Linked DNA regions of Mus musculus: region 2 is linked to region 1. Evidence: chromatin loops called from intact Hi-C (ENCODE). Cell type or tissue: heart. All regions are shown on one strand.

The links. A loop is a pair of places that touch in the nucleus more often than their neighbours do. Peaks named below come from ENCODE experiments on the same cell type or tissue, not always from the same donor. Only the 100,000 strongest peaks of a DNase experiment are listed, where the experiment ranks them.
Region 2: a loop joins it to region 1, with 9 times the contacts of the local background. A loop is called at or near these places in 10 of 42 quality-filtered maps.

What each region holds. Positions count from the first base shown.
Region 1 is chr2:163,329,921-163,332,420 of GRCm38, reverse strand. No RefSeq gene overlaps it. Among named protein-coding and RNA genes, the nearest start is that of Gm35750, 25 kb to the left of the region's middle. In heart, a CTCF peak has its summit at 1,542 (motif pointing right); no DNase peak of the experiment used is centred here.
Region 2 is chr2:163,046,822-163,049,321 of GRCm38, reverse strand. No RefSeq gene overlaps it. Among named protein-coding and RNA genes, the nearest start is that of Mybl2, 6.6 kb to the left of the region's middle. In heart, a CTCF peak has its summit at 1,096 (motif pointing left); a DNase peak (open chromatin) is centred at 1,041; H3K4me3 peaks cover 330 bases.

The sequences.
Region 1 (2,500 bases):
GTGATGACATATGCATTGGCCCATTCACACACATTTACACACACTCACACACTCATATGTATAGACACACATTCACACCCACTCACACATATTAATATATACTCACACACATGCATTCACACACACACACACTCATACTTGCACATACTCATGCATACATATACACACACTCACACACACACATACACACTCACGTGAACAGACACTTACACACACACACACACAGAAGTGTTGTCAAAGAATAAATTTAGTTAAAAAAAATCTAGGACTTACAAATGAGAGAAAGCATGTTATTTGTCTTTCCAAAGTTGGATTAATCCACTTAGTGTGGTCTACAATTGTGTCTGTTTTCCTTCACACTCTATGACTTCACATGTTTCCTTTTTTTTTTTTTTTTTTTTTTTGGTTTTTCGAGACAGGGTTTCTCTGTATAACGCTGGCTGTCCTGGAACTCACTTTGTAGACCAGGCTGGCCTCGAACTCAGAAATCCGCCTGCCTCTGCCTCCCGAGTGCTGGGATTAAAGGCGTGCGCCACCACACCCAGCTTCACATGTTTCCATGAGGTAGCAATTGTGGATAGTGCTATAGCAAACATCAGTGTGCAAGAGAAAACAAGAGTCTAGGATCTTGTGAGGAGAGTGTAAGGAGCAGGAAGGGTGGGTGGGCTTTTCCGGGGGCCTAACCGTCTGCAGCCCGGTCTGGCCTCTGGCTTTCCTGGAAGGGGCCACCAGCTCCCTGGCAGGCCTATGTGCAGGTGCCTTCTCTTCCTGTGGGAAGTGAACTCTGCCCACAGCCACAGCAGGCACAGGTGCATGCACAAGTGGCCAGAGGCAAAGAGAGGTAAAGAAAGCATTGCCATCCTCCCTTCACCCCCCCGTGACCTCAAGCCCCCCCCCACCTCTGGGAAGGGAGATGTGTGGTCAAGTCAGCCTTTCTTTGTCTGACTTCAGGGATGCAGATTTTATCCCTGGTGACGAACCCGAAGCCATACCTTTCTGCTTAAAAGCAATCTGGGTGGCACCTCCTACAATCCAAGGGTACATTTTACTCCTGTGACATTTCTGGAGTCTGCAAGATCTACTCCTTTTTTTTTTTTTTTTTTTTTTTTTTTTGGTTACAGGCTCCAGGCCTGGGTAGCCCCTTCCTACTGCTGATCAGTGAAAAGAACAAACAGACAAACAAACAAACAGCTAAAACTCTCCAAACCAAATCAACCAACCAACCAACCAACTAGGTACCCATTAGGATACCCAGTGCAGGCCCAGAGGGGCTCAGAGCCAGTGAAGGTGCCAGGGCCTAGGTAGATTTGTCTCGGGAGACTGAGTGCTTTGCAAGGGTTTACTGCACACCAAGTGGTATTAAACTATCGCCAGAGCCACTTCAGTATGGCTGTACTTGCAGGGAGAGGTCTTGGACGTGGAGCCTAAGCATGAAGCTCAATTGTGTAACTCACTTTATCTCAGAACTGGATTCGAATGCATTGCTTTACCCGTAGAGTGCAATTTAGCGTGATTATTTAAGGTGCAGTTCTTAATTTTTACCACCAGGAGGCACAACTGCTCCACACATGAAAACAGACTTGCTCTGGAAGACGCTGATTTCAAAATAAAATCATTGTCATTACTGCCTGCTTTATTCTTTATGTTCCTTACTTCAGTTCTGAGATTTGAGGCAATGCTGTGTTATGCAGATAAGAACCTAAGATTTGCACTTCCGGAGGACCCAGGTTCAATTCCCAGCGCCCACATGACAGCTTACAACAGTCTGTAACTCCAGTTCCAGGGGATTTGACACCCTCACACAGACATACAGACAGACAAAACACCAATACACATAAAATAAAATAAAATAAAATAAAATAAAATAAAATAAAATAAAATGACCAAGATTCAAAAGCAGGTCTGTGCACCTGCCTTCAAAACCCACCTTTCACCGAGTCTTCAGTGGAGGTCACTTAGATGAGATGCTAGCAGCTGCTTGGGGTTTTTCTTTTTGTGTGTGGCTAGCAGATGTTTCATAGTACATTGAATATAATACTTTTTTGGCAGAGCAGTGTCTCCACTTAGCCACACTCTCCATTAAGCCCTCTTGTGTGCCACCCTGCTCGAATTTACCTGCCCAATCCTGAGGCACTTGAATTAACAACTACATTTGTGATCAGTGAGTTTATAGGCACAGTTATACAGACGTTTTGTGGACTAGCATGAAAGAAAACAGGAAAAATGTGAGGGTGGAGTTTGGAAGACACGTCGGAGAGATGGCTATGGTTAACTGTCATGCTGGAGATGTGGGAAGTGTTCACACCTGACACATTAGTGGCTTCCCTGTCACACACCCCAGTCAGGATCTGTGGATCTAGGTGATCAGTGGGAGGCTTGGGGGAGGGGTGTGGCATTCTTTGCTTGTGGAACCCTCCCAGGAGAGGGACTGGGGGACTCACATCCCGCACGGAGTCAGTCCTGATCCAAGCCTGTTGCCCTTTGCTTAGTGAGCCACTGG
Region 2 (2,500 bases), 280 kb after region 1:
CACTGGGGAGGTGGGCTTTGAGGTTCTATGCTTAAGTCCCGCCCAGTGCAGGGAAGAAGTAGTCTCTTCCTGGTTGCCTTGGGATCAAGATGTAGAATTCTCAGCTCTTCCAGCATCATGTCTGCCTGCACACTGCCATGCTTCCCACTATGATGATGATGATGGACTGAACCTCTGAAACTATAAGCCAGCCCTAATTAAATGTTGCCCCAGTTAAGAGTTGCCTTGGTCATGGTGTCTCTTCATAACAATGAAACCCTAACTAAGACAAGCACACAGCTGTAACTAAAACTGTACACATGGCACTTGGGAGGTAGAGGCAAGGTTGCTAAAGATCCAATGGCTGGCCTATAAAGCAAGAGTTGGGGAGTGGGGGATGGGGTAGAAAGAATCTTGGTAGTGTGTTCACTGACTAGGCATGAAGGCCTGGGTGTGATCTCTATTACCCACATAAACCAGGCCGGGTGGCCCAGACCTGCAACCAGAGGCGGAAGCAGGAACATCACTGAAAGTTTGAGCCCTGTTTGTCCTACATGGTAAATTCCAGATTACCCTGGGTTCTACAGTGAAACTCTCAAAAACCAACACCCCAAATCAACCAACCAAACCCACTCAAAACTGCTCCCCCAAAACAGGAAGGGAAACCTTTCATCTATACACCCATTGTATGGTCAAACCTTCAAAAAAATAAATGTATATGCCCACACAGATTTTCACATGTATATTAACAACAGCCCCAAACTGAAGACATCCCAAACCCTCAACAACTGCCTGGGTAAACAAATTACAGAGAGAAATTGATTTTGAAATGCTTTGCTAAAAGAAGCCTGAGAACAGGATGATGGCTGCCATCTGTATAAAACTCTTGGAACTGCAATCCCACTTTAAAAAGTGACAATGGCTGAAGAGAAGAAGAGAAGCTCGCAGGGGGACACAGCAAGTTTTCTCCTTTTGCATCACTCTAGGGGTCTCTCCAGACTCACTGGAAGAAGCATGGAGCCTGAAGACCTGTCAGTCAGCACCTTGGCTCTTTCCCAGCGCGAGTTCATCGGCAGTCTCCGCAGCTTGACAGCGTGCATCGGCAGAGCTGGCGGCCTCTAGCGGCCGAAACTCAAGCTGATTCCCCTCTCTGCAGTGGGAGTCCTAGCTCCCAGCATTGCAAGCTTATAAACACACAGTAGATTTGTCCCTATTTGTCAAGTTAAAGCATATATTTCCATTTACGGTAACACTGGTTGCAAAGAGGGCAGCTGGATGGCTGAAGAGGGTGGAGTTCTTTCCCCTTACAGCCTATGGATCACTGCTCAAGACTTACATTGTTAGGGTGTTTTTGTTTAAAACTAAACCAGAGTTTAGTGACACACATTGGTTTATTTCAGTTTCAGAAGACCTGGTGCCCTCTTCTAGATCCACTGGTACCAGGCACAGACAAGGCGGACACACATAACATGCAGATAAAACTTGAATACACATAAAATAAAATTTAAAAATTAAAAACTTTTTTTTAAAAGACAGGGTTTCTCTGTGTAGCCCAGACTATCCTAGAACTAGCTATGAAGACCAGGCTGGCCCCAAACTCAAGAGATCAGCCTGCCTCTGCCTCCCGAGTGCTAGGATTAAAGGCTTATGCCAATAAGCCCAGAAACCCATAGACAAAACAAACCAAACAAAGTCAGCCAGGTGGTGGCCAGAGGCCTCTAATCCCAGCATTCGGGAGGCAGAGGCAGACAAATCTCTGAGTTTGAGGCCAGCCTGGGCTATAGAGGGAGTTCCAGTATGGCCAAGGCTACATAGAGAAACAATGTCTCAAAAAAAAAAAACACAAATAAACAAGTAGACAAACAAACAACACTCCCCAAATTTCTATAAGGCACAGGAACAACAGAGTTTTAAACAGCCCTCTGATGCTTGGACACTGTGTGGTTTCTGTTGCTGTGGAGTAGAGTTTCTTTATGTCCCTAGTCCAGCCTAGATCCTCCTGCTTCAGCCTCCCAAGTAGCTATGAATACAGGGGTGCTATACTGTACTAGCTGGTGTTTAGAGGTAGCTGTGGATTCCTTTGATTTGAGACAGGGGTGTGTTGTATGGCCCAGGCTGGCCTGGAATTAACTTGGTATGTCAGGATCCTCTCAACCCTCAGCAATCCCTTTCCTCAGCCTTGAAAGTGCTGGACTGAAGATCAGGGGAAAAGTGCGTGTCTCCTGAATATTTCATTATATAATGTCATTATCACCTTTGTCCTATATATTAACACCTGAACTGCCCCCATGTCCTTAATTTTTGTGAGATTTATTTTATTTTGTGTGTTTTTGCTACATGCAGCTATGTGCACCATCTGTGTGGCCAGAAGAGGGAGAGAGATCACTGGTCTGGAGTTATGGATGGCTGTGAGCCATATCTGAGTGCTGGTAAGAACAGCTCTCATCTACTGAGCCATCTCTCCAGCCCCACTCTTTTCTTTTTGAAACAAGGTCTCCATAGCTTAGGCTGGCAATTCACC